Regions from separate parts of the Mus musculus genome. Here region 1 is linked to region 2. A link is a loop called in an ENCODE intact Hi-C map of the cell type or tissue named here. Cell type or tissue: gastrocnemius. All regions are shown on one strand. Each heading gives the region's core, and the rest is flanking DNA. Links, peaks and the distances in the headings are about the cores only. Region 1 holds the start of Cdk13 (cyclin-dependent kinase 13). Region 2 holds the start of Rala (v-ral simian leukemia viral oncogene A (ras related)).

Evidence for each region. Hi-C counts contacts between places; a loop is a spot of excess contacts. Peaks named below come from ENCODE experiments on the same cell type or tissue, not always from the same donor. Only the 100,000 strongest peaks of a DNase experiment are listed, where the experiment ranks them.
Region 1: it touches region 2 in a loop (3-fold over the local background); 6 of 42 quality-filtered maps call a loop at or near these places.

What each region holds. Positions count from the first base shown.
Region 1 is chr13:17,801,017-17,809,353 of GRCm38, reverse strand. Cdk13 (cyclin-dependent kinase 13) reads left to right here and starts at 4,257. Exons shown (of 14, transcript NM_027118.1): 1 at 4,257-5,916. The coding sequence starts at 4,703. In gastrocnemius, for the core only: a CTCF peak has its summit at 5,731; DNase peaks (open chromatin) are centred at 3,968, 4,639, 5,113 and 5,696; H3K4me3 peaks cover 5,150 bases; H3K27ac peaks cover 4,813 bases.
Region 2 is chr13:17,940,886-17,949,222 of GRCm38, reverse strand. It overlaps Rala (v-ral simian leukemia viral oncogene A (ras related)), which reads left to right and starts at 5,006. Exons shown (of 5, transcript NM_019491.5): 1 at 5,006-5,206. In gastrocnemius, for the core only: no CTCF peak of the experiment used is centred there; a DNase peak (open chromatin) is centred at 4,978; H3K4me3 peaks cover 2,474 bases; H3K27ac peaks cover 2,097 bases.

The sequences.
Region 1 (8,337 bases), core at 168-8,167, 140 kb after region 2:
TTCTTAATTACTTCCCAAAGGCCCTGCCTTCAGTTACCATTGACATATGATTTGGGAATTGAGTTTCTAGTACATGAATTTTTGGAGGAAACATTCAAGCTATAGAAGCATTATATTTTTCTAATTTAATTCTGGAATATATTACTACCATTTGGTTTAATAAAGTTCAGAGGCGGTAATGTATAAAACAGCTTGCATTCTTGAAAGCATGGTCTTCAAATCTGGACAGAACAAGGGATCATATTTTCTAGAAGTATATTTTGGGCCAGTTTCTGTATGTCTTACTCTTACTGGTAAACCACTGGTAATTTTTACAGGAAGATTGACATGACAATTTATATTCAGGAGGGAAAACTCATGACTGAGTGTTTTATTAACTTGAACATAGTAAACTAGGACCATCACTGGAAAACCTTAGAACATGGACATCTTACTTATAGGTGCTGCTGTATTAAATGAGACAATACTTAGCATAGAATGAGGTGAATGCTAAAAGTTCAGTAAATGCCAGTTGGATTTTGTTTATTTAAAAGTTCACTGGGCTTAAGTAGTAATTTGCTGATCTCTCTCTCTCTCTCTCTCTCCTCTCTGTGAGCAAGTGTGTGTGTGTGTGTGTGTGTGTGTGTGCGCGCGCGCGCTTGTGTGATGGGGAATAAGAAGGGCTGAGAATTTTTTTTTTTCCGAGACAGGGTTTCTCTGTATAGCCCTGGCTGTCCTAGAACTCATTTTGTAGACCAGGGTGGACTTGAACTCAGAAATCTGCCTGCCTCTGCCTCCCGAGTGCTGGGATTAAAGGCGTGTACCACCACGCCCAGCAGGGCTGAGAATTTAAAGATGTTTCAAGACTAAGGGAAGCTGTAAATCAGCCAGTTTCTCTAAAGGAGAAGCAATATTAGCAAATACTGTAAAAGTTCCTATTTACAGGATCATGGAGGGAGTATGTAGCCTACTTATGAACTGTGCACCATTTACAAGCTTAAAGGCAATGATCAAATTTTTATGTCTGTGATTTCATTGTAGCATTTGACCCAAAGTCCTTTATACTCTTAAAAATTGGTGAAAACTGCAAATAACAATTTTAAAAAAATGTCACTTACTGGTATTTTTTGCTATATTATAAACAGAATTTGAGAGAATTAAAAACAAAAAATCCAACTGGTGTTTGCCTATAATCCCAGGATTTACAAGGCAAAATTGGGAAGATTTTAAGTTTAAGGCCAGCTTGGATGTTATGTAGATAAATAAAATGAAGAAAGAAAAAGAGGATAAAAATGCATCCACTTAAAGTAATTCTTTTGTTGGGCATATACCTTTAATCCCTGTACCTGAGAGGTAGAAGCAGGTAGATCTCTGTGAGGACAGCTTGGTCTACAAGGACAGCTAAGGCTACATAGACTCAAAACAAACAAACAACAAAAAAACCCTAACTCCTATAAAGCATTTAAAGATTTGTTTTATATTCTGCAACATCTGTCCCCATCCCCTTCCCTGCGCAACCCCCCCCCCCAAGACAAGGCCTCATGTGTCTTTAATTTGGGATGTAGCCAAAGCTGACCTTGAACTTCTGATCCTCCTGTCTTTTTTTCCTAAGTGCAGGGACTAGGCTTGCAAACCTCTTCACTGCCCATTTTAATGTAATTGAAATTTGGTTTTTAAAAAATATTTCTATCTTTTACGTATGTGTTCTCAGGCCAGAAGAGCGCATTGGATTCCTTGTAAGTATAGATGGCTGTGAGCTACCATGTGGGTTCTTGGATTTGAACCCAGGTCTTCTGAAAGAAAAATAAATGCTCTAACTGTGGAATTCTATCTCCAGTGTCAAGCTGCCATCTTATGCAATGTTTTAATCTTTTGTTTGGATAAACTATGTAAATCAGATATATTACTGGAAGGTGGGTATTTTAATAGACTTTCTAGACTGTGGATAATCTTCAACTCTACACTAAAATTGTATAGTAGTTTCCTACCTACCTACCATGCAGGTCTCCACTATCATCTTCTATTTTTGTGGCTGGTGCTCAAATCCAGGACTTTTGAATACCAGGCAAGCTCTCTAACAACTGAGACCCCATCCTCCCCTTAGCCCCAAACTATAAAGAACAGCTTATGTGGTATGATAATGATCTGTCAGATAAACAAAGAAAAAATATTTTTAAAACCACAAGGTAATACAGACAAACATAATTACATGAAAAGCACACTAACAGCAAACTGAAAAAAAAAAAAACCCAAAACCCCAGTTCCAAGTGGCAATTTAAAAATCTCTTTCGATGAAGGTAGCAGATATTCTTATAGAAACATCAAATTTAAAGATAATTTCCATTACTTTGGAGTTTGAATCCTACTAAAAGCATTTCCAAGCAAGTGAGCTTGAGGAAAGATGGCAGAATCTTATTAAGATATTTTCTTAAGTTTTCTACTCGCAGCCTGGAGTAACCACTATACATTCACTATGGACCAAGTGTTTTTTGTACGGACAAGAACAGATGACATTCCTAAGTGCAGTGAGTAGCTTATGCTAGAGGAACTATTATACAAACATCTATTTGCCTCTTCTTTTCTATTCCAGCCTTATTTCTGTTTTTTTCTTGGCAAGATGGGATGGGGGAGAGGGTGTTATTATGTAGAGTTCTGATAGGCCAGAACTCACCATCGTCCTTGACCTGTTTTAACCTCCATTGTATTGGGAATAGACATATGCCATTGCATCAGGCTTTGAAAAGCAGCATAATGGGACAGGTTGATATTTTTCTGAAAAGCTCTCCTCCTTAGTACTCCGAGTTAACAATGATGTCAAGAAGAAATTTGCTTTAGGTAACATACTTCTGAAATTTCGTTTCCCAGTATCTTTGCTTTGCCCCCTTCTGTGTAGAAGGTTCCACTGGGTGTTCCACTCAGGCCTGTCTTTGTCAGAAGTAGCTATTCAAACCTATCTTCTAGCAAGTATCTTTTGTAAACTTCAAAGTCTGAGCTTCCATCAGTTTGTGAGATGATGCTGAGGTCAACTTGATTACTAAGTATTTAAGAACTAAAAGCCAGCTGATGATCTGAATAAATTTGTTAAGGGGTAATTACATGTACCCACTGAGCAATGTTTATCTTCTTTCCAGTATTAATGACCAATAAGCCTTTTAGATTTTAATCTAATTACCCCGAATACCTAGCCTCTAACTGAAGGGCAATCTTAAGGCAAGAGATGAGGGCATTATGTAGCTGACAGCTCATAGCTTTAGTTAGATATAATTACAGGTGAAAGTACAAAGAGGGCAGCTTCCACTACTACAAAATGTTTTTAAGGTTCCTGGGATTTTTAGTAGTCCTCCTTGATATTTTGACTCATCTTTCAGATTTACTTAATGCTTTTGCTTTATAAAGAGATTTACTTATTTCATGTATGTGACACATCAGAAGAGGGATCCCCATTACAGCTGGTTGTGAGCCACCATACTGTTGCTGGGAATTGAACTCAGGACCTCTGGAAGAGCAGTGAGTGTTCTTAACCTCTGAGCCACCTCTCCAGCCCTGTGTAAGGCTTTTTAAAGGTTCCGAAACGTCAGTGTCGCGGAAGCTCGAAGCTATGAACACCAAGTATATTTTTAGGTTACGATGGGTCCTTGAACTTGGGCGTACGTGAGTCTAGTCAAGCTAACGTCACATTCGCCCTCTGTGGGGAGTCTGCTCTCACAGATGTTCCGATCCCGTGGCTGGGGAAAAGGTAGTCGTCAAGGTTCTCCCGGGTCCTGCCGTGACCTTTTCACTGGAGGCGAGCAACAAGCGCCATGAGTGGCGCCGGAGGGAAGGCCTCCAGCGACAGCACAGCGCAGCCCACGCCTCCTCTCCTTTCTTTAACCCTGCTCCTCCGTCCCACCCCTGCCGGAAGTGGAGTGGCTCCTCGCGTCACTTCCGGTGACGGCCAGGGTCCCGGCGGGCGCGAGCACGCAGCACCTCCCCTCGCCCGCGCTCGCTCTCTCCATCGGCGTCCCCGAACGTGACGAGCGTGCGCGCCGCCGACCTAGCGTTGGGTTTAGGGGCAAAAGTCTTGAGGAACGCGGCGAGTGGGTGGTGCGCGGCGAGGGCTCGGCCAGCCAGTCGCGTCGCCGTCCCGCAGGGAGAACGCGGAGGGCAGGGAGGGGCGAGCGGCGCGCGCGGAGCCCGCGTGGAGGGGCGGAGGACAGCGAGCCGCGCCCCCGCTCCGGAAGCTGCGCGCAGTGCCCTCGGGGCGCCAGGCCCAGGCCCGTCCGAGCGCCGCGGGGTGTCGCCGCCGCCGCCACAGGACGACGTGGACGCGCCGCGGCCGGCCGGCGACGGAGGCGTGCTGTGGTCGCGCCCACTGCCCTCCCGCGAGCTCGCCCCCGACGTCAGGACGATGGAGTGAAGCGCGGCCCGCGGTGGCACTTCCGCGTTGCGCCGCCGGAGCCCGAGGCCGCCGCCGCCGCCGCCACCGCCGCCGCCCGGCACGGCCGGCTTTCCGCCGAGGATAGGATCCTCCCGCGCCAGGCCCTGACGCCGCTGCGCACACACCGCGACTGGAACCGGGGACGCGCGTCCCGACCCGGATTATCGTGGCGCGACTCCCGGCCGGCCCTGCTGCTCGCTACCCCTCCGCCGCGGCTGCCGTCCCCCTTCCCGGCGGGGGACATGGCCAGGGTCTGACCCCGGAGGAGGCCGCACCCGCGCCGCACTCTGCGGCGGGCTCTAGGCGATGCCGAGTAGCTCGGACACGGCGCTGGGGGGAGGCGGGGGCCTGAGCTGGGCCGAGAAGAAGTTGGAGGAGCGCCGCAAGCGGAGGCGATTCCTGTCCCCTCAGCAGCCGCCGCTGCTGTTGCCGCTCCTGCAGCCGCAGCTCCTGCAACCGCCGCCGCCCCCGCCGCCTCTGCTCTTCCTGGCTGCCCCCGGCGCGGCCGCCGCCGCAGCCGCCGCCGCCGCGGCCTCCTCCTCTTGCTTCAGCCCGGGCCCTCCTCTGGAGGTCAAGCGGCTGGCGAGAGGCAAGAGGCGCCCCGGAGGGCGGCAGAAGCGGCGCCGCGGGCCCCGCGCCGGGCAGGAGGCGGAGAAGCGCCGGGTCTTCTCGCTGCCCCAGCCGCAGCAGGACGGCGGTGGCGGTGCCAGTAGCGGCGGGGGTGTGACCCCGCTGGTGGAGTACGAGGATGTGAGCTCCCAGTCCGAGCAGGGGCTGCTGCTGGGGGGCGCCAGCGCGGCAACGGCGGCGACGGCTGCCGGGGGAACGGGGGGCAACGGCGGGAGTCCGGCCTCCTCCTCCGGCACGCAGAGGCGCGCGGAGGGGTCGGAGCGCAGGCCGCGCCGGGACCGCCGCAGCAGCAGCGGCCGCAGCAAGGAGCGCCACCGCGAGCACCGGCGGCGGGACGGGACGCGCAGCGGCAGCGAGGCCTCAAAGGCCCGCAGCCGCCACGGACACAGCGGCGAGGAGCGGGCGGAGGCCGCCAAGAGCGGCAGCAGCAGCAGCAGCGGCGGCCGCCGCAAGAGCGCGTCGGCTACGTCCAGCAGCAGTAGCAGCCGCAAGGACCGGGACCTCAAGGCCCACCGCAGCCGGACTAAGTCGTCCAAGGAACCGCCCTCGGCCTACAAGGAGCCGCCCAAGGCCTACCGGGAGGACAAGAGCGAGCCGAAGGCCTACAGGCGGCGGCAGCGGTCCCTGAGCCCGCTGGGAGGCCGGGACGAAAGCCCGGTGTCCCACAGGGCCTCGCAGAGCCTTCGGAGCCGCAAGTCCCCCAGTCCGGCGGGAGGTGGCAGCAGTCCTTATTCCCGGCGGCTGCCGCGCTCCCCGAGCCCCTATAGCCGGCGCCGCTCGCCCAGCTACAGCCGCCACAGCTCCTACGAGCGGGGCGGCGACGTATCCCCCAGCCCGTACAGCAGCAGCAGCTGGCGGCGCTCGCGCAGCCCCTACAGCCCAGTACTCAGGTGAGTCCTGTCCCCCCAACCCTAGGAGGCGGGGAAGGTGGGGCGAGGCGCCTCTGGTTTACTCGGTCCGCTTCCCAGGCCAGCGCTCCGGGTCGGAGGGTGGGTTTCTAGCGGAGAGGGGAGTGCTGAATGCACCTGTGAGGGTGGGAGGGACCAAGCGACCAGCCTAGGCAGGGATGAGTCCTAAGAGTTCAAAGTTTTTAACTTGTTGCTTTTAACTGTCAGCAGGTTAGTGCAAAATGCTCTCCTTTTCCAGCATTGCTATTTTGGCTTAATTTGTCTTAATACCTGCTTATGGAGAAAACGTCACTTTGTTGGTGCTTTACTAATATACAGGGACTTATATTAAAGAGCAATCAGATTCAGGAGGTGATGTCAGTTAGATAAGGATTGCAGATGTTTCATGTGGTTAATACGGGGATGGGAAAAGCAGCTTTTGTAAAGTTTAATACTCAAAATACATGTAAGTAGATGTTGATAAAAATAGTTTGAAGATAAATTATATATGAGAGTGATTCTTGTGTTGGGTAGGTTTTTTTTTTTAAATCTGATCTTTCAAAGTCATGGTTTTAAAAAGGAGGGGGAAATGACAGCTATGTCCAGTACCCAGTTGCCAATAATATATATAAGTGGATATAGTGGTACAGCGTAACTGCGTGAATGGCTTAGTACATTCTCAGGCCACTATAAATCTGAAACTGCTCACTGTAAAGTTAGGCCTTTTAAGTAATAACAATTCTCATGAACGTGTTCAGAAATTTTTGTAGAGATAATATAATCTGAAATTTGAATACTGCTTTTATATAGCTGTTAAGCCATTGTTATACGGTAACAGTCTGAAAATGTGTGTATATTGATACATATCTATTTTGTAGAGTGAATTAAAAGTAGCTTTTGAGTACTTTGCAGGTCTTGTAGCTTCTTATATTACTTAACATATTTGGGCCATCTAGGTTTTATGGTTTGGTAAACTAGTCCTAGGATTGACTAGGTTTTTAAAGTTTTATAACTTTATATAGTCATTTAAGTATGTAATGGCAATTTAAATAACGTGGTTAGATTTGGTAAGGTTTAGTAAGGTTGGTGGTGTGTACTACATAGTACAGTTTGTGTGATTAGGACTGCATGCTTAGCAAATATCTAAGAGCACATATTATATGTCAGTGATAGTTTTGGCAGGGCAGTGTAGCAGTGAAGAAAGACAAAGTTACTGTCCTCATAGAGCTAGCATATAGAAAGTACATTTACTAGGGAGTCTTCATGGTGTGTGTATTGACCAGCTGTATTTCCAAAGGGTTCATTTTTGGAAGAAGCTTTTCAGTAATATTGGTCAACATTTCTAACAACTGGCTATGTGGTTCACTCCTGAATACATCAGTAGGTGGGAACACATTGTTTGGGCAGTCTTTGTTGGACTTGAGTTCAGAGATGATTTTCCCAGTTTCTTTACTGCATGATTTGTTAGGCTTCTTAGCAAAACCATTGACGACTTAGTTTGCTAAACAGTAATATTTAATACTTGCCTTTTTATTTTATAAAGTATAGATTTCCCTAAAGAAATCTAAAGTGGTTGAATTGTGAATAGTTTGAATTGTTAAAAGTCTTCATATGGAAATAGAAATCTGCATCTGTGTATAATGCTTTGGAATGTACACAACAAGTTTGTGAACTAGTTCTTTAAATCTTGGAAGATAGTTGTCATGTTTCCAGGTCTTCTCTCTGGGCCAATAGCTTTGGAATTTTTTTTTTATTATTATTACAAGGTATGGACTTCAGGTTTTTTATTTTGTTTTTGTTTGTTTGGTTTGTTTGTTTGCATTGTGTTGCTTGTTAAATGCTATTCTTAAAATTTGAGGACCAGAATTGATGACTAAATAGTTACTTGAAAAACAAGATTTAGAAAAATAGCAAATGTACTTACTGCTGAGGAACATGAATTCACTTGTCCAGCTTAATGCAAAAAGTTTTATTTGTTTCTAGGTTTAGTAGTAGAGTCAGATGACTGGCTCTTTAATGAATAGACGAGATTGTAAGCTCCACAAGTGGCATCTGGCCTGTCTTCCCCATCATTGAATTCCTAGTGCTCAGCACTGTATTTGGGTGGTTATACACTCTTAATAATCGTTGAATAGGTAAGTGAAGGGATGATAGATAGAGTTGACTGAACATAGAATCTACCACTGTGACTCTCTATTACCTGCTTCATTTGAATAAATAATTAATATAGACAACGTGCTATGGTATAAGAAACTTCAATATGACATTTTCCAAGCCCACATACTGATGAATTACCCATGTAGATTTTTTTAAAGGAAGTGTATCCATACTCAATATAGTATTGAAATCATGTCCCAGAGCGTAACTGATAACTCATAGAATAAATTCTCTGTTCAAGGGACTACCATACAACATGCTCTTTGC
Region 2 (8,337 bases), core at 189-8,188:
GGCATGATGTTGCAGAAGTAGCTGAGACTTTTACATCCTGATCTGCTGACAGCATGCAAAGACAGAGACTTGTAGGGGCAGCGCTGATGCTATAAGGTCCTGTTCTCCAGTTGGTTTTTGATCTGTCAGTAAAGAAACCATAGGCCAATTACTGAGTGGAAGGAATAGTCGGGATTTCTGGATCCCTGGAGGACAGGAGACAGATTCGAGGGAGGAGAAAGGTTCACCATGCTTTGGAGAGAGAAAAATGAAGCATCCATACGAGGTCTTGAAAGGATGGGGGCCTATGGCCACCCCTACAGGAGGGTACAGGGATGTTTAGCAGGGACTACATGTATCTTAGCAAGTAAAGTTCAGGGCAGGTGGGAGGTGTAGAGATAAGAATATTATTAAGGGCATGCTTTTCCAGGAGGGAGATAGTAGTGCCCAGCAATTGTGTCCAAAGGCAAGTTGAAAAAGAACAACCGTGTGTGTGTGTGTGTGTGTGTGTGTGTGTGTGTGTGTGTGTTTTATCCATGGATTCAAGGGAAGCTGGGTTGGGGCTGGTAGCATGGACAGTTCCCAGAGCTTAGACAGGGTAGTTAAAGACACAACAAGCCTAGTGTGGACTTTTTTTTGAAACCTTTCTTAGTGTCACACCTCCTCCAACAAGAACTTGAATTCTAATCCTTGCAAGCAGATCATCAACTGGGGACTAAGCATGCAAATATATAAGCCTACAGGAAGCATTCTCATTCAAACCACCATAAGAGGAAAGTGTTTATTTCATCATATACTTTCCTCAGTCCATTATATAGAAAGTCTGGGTAGGAACTGAAGGCAGGAACTCAACCAAAGGCCTTGGGATAATGATGCTTAATGGCTTGTTTCCCATGAATTGCTCAGCTTTCTTATAAAACTCTAGATGACCTGCCTGGGGGGTGACACCAACCTCAGTGAGTTAGTCCCACCCACATGAGTCACTGTTCAAGAAAACACCCCTCAGGCTTGCCCACAGGACAATTTGGTGGGGCATCTTCTCAACTGAGGGTTCCTCTTCCTGGATGACTAACTTCTGTCAAGTTAACAAAAACCGAAGTTTTATACTTTAAGTTAGTTGGTGTCTTGCCATGGAGATAGATAGGTAAAGTTAAGTAGAGGCTAAGGATTTATATCGCTTGTATATCTAGGCTCAGGTGTTGTAGTTGGCCTCGTCGATGTCGCTCCACTAGTGGGAACAGAAAGAACAGAGTTCTGACAACTTGAGGCCCTCTTGGACCACAGATTTCCAGACTTTCTATACAGTTAGAGGGAAAGACTATTCAGTGATTTCCAATGTACATTAGAGTTATTGAAATTCAGACTTCTCGATTTCCACCAATTAAAATATGTTGGATAAACTGAAGGCATTTGCTCCCTCAGATTCTGGGGAACGAGTAGGTTTGGGAAGCTCTGGTTCCAGTAAAATCTGAGATTGTACAGAACGCTAAATAGAGCCAATAACTGCCCCAAGCCTCATGAGTCACTGATAAATTACTCTTACCAGGCTTGGCTGCCTTCTTAGTGATTGTATGCAAATGCAGAATGGAGAGGTGAGACAAAAAGAAAATTTTTTCTTGCAATTTTTTTTAGCAAGTTCTTTTGTATAATTTTAAGATTTAATGCAATAAAATCTGTAGAATCCTTAGAACCATAACTGGACTGCAGTAAGGATAAGAAAAACACAAATACAAATGTTCATTGTCCTGTTCTAGAAGTTACTCTGCTCTGGGTTAAATCAGGTAAAATTTCATCAGTCATTAACACTTTCTGTGTAGAAAAATTATATAAAGATGGTAATATTCCTTCATGTTATGGAATCTTTGATTTACATAAATGAAGTTTTTGTATTGTTTAATATGCCAATTTGAATTTTTGATATGATTATGAGTGTACTGTACAGATTCTCACGTAGTCCAGAATGGCCTTGAACTCACTGTGTAGCCAAGGATGGCCTTGAAGTCTTGATGTTTCCAATTCCCCAGTGATGTAATTATAGGCATTCACTGCTATACCTATTTCTCATAATAGATCAAAAATAGGCCCTATTTTTGATCTATTATGAGAAATGTTAATAATATAAAATTTTGGATCTATAATTGAGTAGTATTTTGTACTTTTAGTATATAGTTAGAGTACATAAGGTATTTTACGTTATCCTTTTATCATTGTATGATTTAGAAACCAAAATCTGATTGTAATGAAATATTTCTCTTAAATGAGACAATAGATACACTTGATTCTGTTTAATTCCCTGCATAATTTTTCAATCTTTTAGTACTAAACAGGTTTTATGCTTGTTAGTTATAAATAAGATTATGCATTTTATCACTGGAAATAACTCAAATTAATGTATTAAAGTGCTCTTTGATACATTTTGACATAGTGTGAAAATGACCTTTGAACAGCATCTGTGAATATCAAAATTGAGATCCACTTTAACTTTGTTCAATTTTATATTATATTTCAGGGTTATTATCACATCTTAGCATCAGTTCCTAGTTGTTCTTGTGTGGGTATGGATATATATGTCAACAGAATACTTTCACATCTTCATGCAGAGTTCTAATTTAATTTAAATGACCCTTGTTAAAAAGAGCTATTTAATAAGCAGATTGGTTTTTCCCAGATAAGTGCAGAAATAAGGACAGAGCAGAAGAGAAAGTATTTATACAATCTGGATGGAACAATCAGTGAATTAAACCAGATCAGAGAAGCCAGAAGAACCAAATGCTGTTAGAGAGGAAGCAGCTGTTTAAGCTCAGAGTCAAGGAAGGGGGATAAGGTCACATCATAATTAATGTATTTCAGACCCTTTTCTTTTACAAAAGAAGGGAAGTCTCAAAATATCCCTAATATGTAGGCAGTTTGAGTCTTGGGAATCAAGAAAGATAATATTAATAAGTAGGACACTTGAATAAAATGTGTTGCTTTCTTCTTTGTAACATATTACATAGTTTATTGTAAGAATTCACTCAAAAATTAAGGATACAAGTTTCTGAATATAATGAAGCTAACTTATTGACCATATTCATTGTTTAGGCCTTTTTTTCTTTTTTACAGTAAGAGGCCATTTTTCAATCTGTGTTTTGGATTTCAGTTCCCCCTGCCTCTTGAGACCTCCACACATCAGTTATTTGTTCATATCTTCATGTAGACCACTAGGTACTAGAATAATATTAGAATGGCTATGGACAGTGAGATTAATACAGTATTTTAAAATTTTCTCTTAAGTAAAGCAGAAAGGAGAAAAAGTTTTGAAATTGTGCTCAATGAAGTGAGACTGCATCTGCTTGAAAGTGGCAATATAAACCTATGGCATATCTAACTTCAGCTCGTCCTGCCCACTCCAGAACTTGGAACCCAGCACACAGCAACTACCACTAGATAACACCATTTCACTTCAGACTAAAGAAACCCTTTTCCTGTAACCTATGTCCATCCTTCTTCGCCTCTTCAGTAAAGTACACCTTTCCGCAATCGAGCTATAGCTCTAGGAGCAAGAGTGTTTGGTGGCTAGGTATGAAACTCAGGGTTCTAGCCCCAGCAAAACCAGACTTGATGGTGCAAGTCTCTATTACCAGCACTTGGGAGATGGAGTTAGGTGAGTCTGAAGTTCAAGGTCACCCCCCAGTTACATGGCCAGGACAAAACCACATACACAAAGTACACTTTTATCCTGCATCTTTCCAAAAACAAAACATTGACTTCCAATTCTCTTACCCTCCAGCTGCCCAGCAAACAATTCTTATTTGGCTTATGATGCTTATATGGCTTCATCATCTGGGAATCATCTTTTGGTTGGTTACTGGCACTATTAAAAATACCTTTCTCTTTCCTCTTCTGCAATAGTTCACTGTCTACTCTATGTTTGCTATACTGCCCAACTCCCCCATTAATCGGTCCTCCATTTATAAACTGCTTAAAATTTGATGTATCCAGCCATTCTACTTCCAGAATTTAATAGACACAAAAGCCAGCCATGACTTGACTCCTGTCTCCTTCTGTAGCCTCATCTTTCTCATCAGCTCTTGTAGAACTTTTAAGACAGATAAGTGGCACTCAGCCTTCTCCATGAACCACTGATCCCTGTTCTGCGGGGACTCCCTTTATTTGGATCCACATTTACCATCGTCTTTTTGTACTGGAAAAAAGATCATACTTAAGTTTAAAACTCTAACCTATTGTTAGTAAAGTTATCAAGTCTTCCCTCCATTCATACTTCCAAACGCCAAGTACTAGGTTTCTAGACTGCAAACTTGATTGAGTGTACATTCATTCCTTTAAGTAGTCATGCCAACCAACCAAGCCGTTGGTTCTTCATTTGGGGCCAAAGGAAATGAGAATTTTAAAGTCCAGGGAAGAACGTGTGGCCGCTAACAGACACTAGGCAAACTATCTCGAACTTGTGGGCAGTTTTAAAGAAAACAACCGATTCAGTTTAACTACTAATTTAAGACATTAGTGTGTTACGGAGCCGTCGCCTTATCTCAGTGCCAAATCTAGTGTCGAAGGGTCTACTCCAAAAGGAACCCGAAGCCCATATGCTGAGGCCAGTTCTCCACTCGGTCAGCTACCGAGACCCTCCAACCAGGACAAGCGACCAATCCACCAACTCGGACTTGATCTGCGACAAACCACGTTGCAGGCTACACACTGGAAAACTCTTGCAAGAGAACCTAGCAGCCCCCAGAAGCAAGATGGCGGCCTCCCCCTCCCCTTCTTTCTCCAGGAACCCCTCCATGTCCGGGGAAGACGAAAACACCGCGACACGGGAATCCCGGCACGGCCTTGGGGGGGGGGGGCGGGCTACGCCTCGCGAACCCGGGGACTCGCCGTGGGTCCACCGGGAGGCTGTACCACTGCGCCTCCCCCGCGCCCGTAGAGCCTTTGTTCGCAGTCGCCATGGAGTACTCGGCCCCACGGCCAGGAAGTGCGGCCTGGCGCCCCGCCCCGCTGGCCCGCGCCCCGGAAGTGATCTGCGGCGGCTGCTGCAGAGCGGCCGGGAGGAGGGTGGGTCTCCCTAGAGCGGAGCGCCGGAGTCCTCCTCCTCCGCCGCCGCCCAGGCCGCCGCCGCTGCCGCCGCCCTCCGGACTCCTCTTGCCGCGCCCCGCGCGGAACTCCGAGCGCGGTCCGATCGGCGCAGCCGAGGCCCAAGAGCCCGCGGGTCGAGCGGCTCGCGGTGCAGGTGAGAGCTCGCCGGCCGGGGAGGCCGGGCCGCGGCGGGGGTGTGTCCGACGGGCCGGGCCCGCGGCCGCCGAGATTGCACGTCCCGCCTGCCGCCTGGGCTGGGACCCGACTGCGCCCCGACAGCGGGCGGCGTCTCCGGAAGGTCACCTGTATAGCGCCGGTGGCTCCCAGGGCTGTGCCCGGGCGGTGCCCGCGACCTGGGGCCGCCGCCGCCGCCGCCGCAGTCCCTGCGCCGCACTCCACCCCGACCTCCCTCGCTTTCAAGCCACTCTGCCGGTACAGAGCGGCTGCTTTTCGAGCTTCTCTGCCAGTGTTTGGAAGGAATGGCGTTTTCAGACTAAAGTCTTTAGACGCGTCCAGCTGAATGCTCGAAGGCTCTTCTAGTACAGGTTTAGCCTTTAGAAGAGGAAGGGAATGTAGGCATTGTGTGATGGGGGTATCTTCCGCGTTCGGTGCCTGAAAGATGTCAAGGAGTAGAAGATACGATTTGTGTGCTTTACTTGGGCATTCGTGTGTTGGAGTGGGCGGGCGTGGTGGCGCTGAGGTGGTTGTGTTGTCGGGAGACTTAGGAGGAATTAAAGAATTTACTGGCCTTTGCATGGAAACCAGAACGTCCAGACTTGTGAGAGCTCATCTGAGTGTCTTTGAGCTACTGTGAGAACTCTGGTGCCACGCCCTACCTGTCAAGCCAGGAAGCACACAATTTACAAACAGTTTGGGTACGTGTGCCGGGAGAACCTTTATTTCTGTAAATTCTTTTCCTGTAAATAAATTACAGCTTTAATCACGTTCCCAAAATTGACTAACAGATTTATTACTCACAGTGTAGAAGGCATTCCCTTTGGCTTATGCTTGTTAATATGTACTATTACCTATGCTGTTTGTATCTGTTGATACAATATTCTTATAAATGACTCCTGTGACCCTTAAGATGTTTCTACGGCTCAGTTGTTTTCAGAGGAGGAGCCTTTTCATCTTCTCTGTTACCACGTAAAGTGCTCAGAACTCCCCACATTTCTTCACTGAATGGATGTGAATGTGTACAGTTGATGGAAAAGTCACTTTCCAGAAGCGATTGACTGTGGCTGGTACTTGCATACCAAGCAAAAGGTACTAGATTCCATCTCTAGCAAGGCCTCCAAACAATTTTGTTAAGAGCACAGTTTTGTTACTTTGGGATTCTTGGAACATGAAAATTTTGCATTGTCTTTTTTGTTCTCCAGGAGATCAAGGAAAAATTCAGGAAGAATTTCATTTTCACTATTCTGACCTGGAAAAGGTTAAAAATATTTAGGGACTGTGATTAGACGAATACTCATTTATATTTTATTGTTTCATGTTTATTTCTAGAGTATATCCAGAGTTAGAAGGAAGAGATTTACTGGCAAAAGATTGCAAGTATATTCTTGGGGTTGTGATAACTGTACCCAGCCTTTAAAAAGAGGAAGTTAGGAGTTGATGCTGCTTAGAAATAAGGTGAAAAGCACGGTTTCTCAGAGTGGCTCATTTTTTGTCAAGGATACATGAAATCTTCTGACACCCCGACGTGACCTTGGCATCTTTGATCAGCAGCACTTTGATGTTCGGAGATCCACATGCTTCTCTCTCTGCTGGGTGTGCAAATGCACGTTTATTTTGAAGTAGTATTTCATTACAACTATTTTTCCCCAGGGCACTCCGTGTGGGGGAAACTAATCATAGGAAAGAATTATAGGAAAGAATGTTCACCAATTTTTTCCTCACCATTTTTAAGGGAATGTTTTGGCCTATAGATGGTTGCATTATTCTCAGGTTAAGCTGCACGTATCTTTGTCTTCTAGTATATGGTGGTCCTGCACTGTCTTCTAAGTAGCGTTTTAAATAAACAGAGTACAAATAAATGTACCAATATCACTTCTTGTATATGGGTCCACCAAACTAATAGGTTCTTGTATTCTTTTATAAATGAGTAAAAAGAGCAATCATTTTACAAATACTGGAAGCTGTGAGTGTTAACTAGGGAAGAGACTGATCTTGAAGAGGTAGGAGACAGTTTCCATTGTTTTATAAGATACTATAATTCTTGGATTAAGGAGAGAGAAGCCTTTGGTTTCATAACATTACTATCCAGAGGTTAGATTTCCCTTCTTTAATTCAGCACCTATCTTGGTAATAATAGTTCTTATATATTGATTGCCCATCAAGCACTTTGCTGAGGATTGTAATGATACCAATATACTTATATTATTTCTTATCTCCATCATAGCTCTTCCAGATGGATGGTCTTCCCCAACACTAAGTCAAGTTATTTCACAAGCTAGCGTGTAATAGAGCTAGGATTTAAAAGTACAGTAACAATTTCCAAGAGCACTGAAAATTGCAGCTAATCCTAAAAGTCAAGGGGAAAGTGATTCTGACTGACCCGAGCTTCCAGAAAAGATACTATGCTTCTCACTCTTAGTCCCGAAGGATGGCCTGGAGTCACCAGTGACTAGCCAAGTGGGAGCTGCAGGCATCTTTATTTCCAAGGTGCTTACGAACACAATGTAACTGTACTCCTACATACAGTCTGTTGTGTACCAAGATGACAACTGGTCAAACATTGTGCTTGTAGGTGTCCTGGTAGAGAAGGAACTCAGAACAGGATCTCTGATGGCTTTGTACTTCTGCAGCACCTGTTGGAGCCGGCCCTGTTTGTAATTATATTTGTTTCCTTCTTTCTTCCACTAATGTAGATGGGATCAATGTAGGACAGTAGGAAGAATATTTTAAAAAACAAAAAGAGTTGTAGAACTCTATTCTTATAGGTCTGGTTGCCTTTTCCCCTGCAAGTGTGGAGTTTAAGAAAGTAATGGAGGGAGGGCATGCCCATCCCTTGGTTTAAAAGATGGGAATGAGATGCTGTCATTCCAAATACCAGAGTTCCGTCTCCAGCCCCCAACAAGGAACAGGATTTCTTGTTTAGTTTTTAAAGCTGAGTACATTTTACAAGGGAATTTTCATCATTGATTTAATCATACATGTAAGTAAAGGTTTATTTCCTCAACATCATGAGAGTAGCCTATATAAGCCATTAATTTTATTTATTTATTTTGAGGGGTGGGGATTTTGAGACAGGTGTTTCTCTGTGTAACCCTGGCTGTCCCGGAA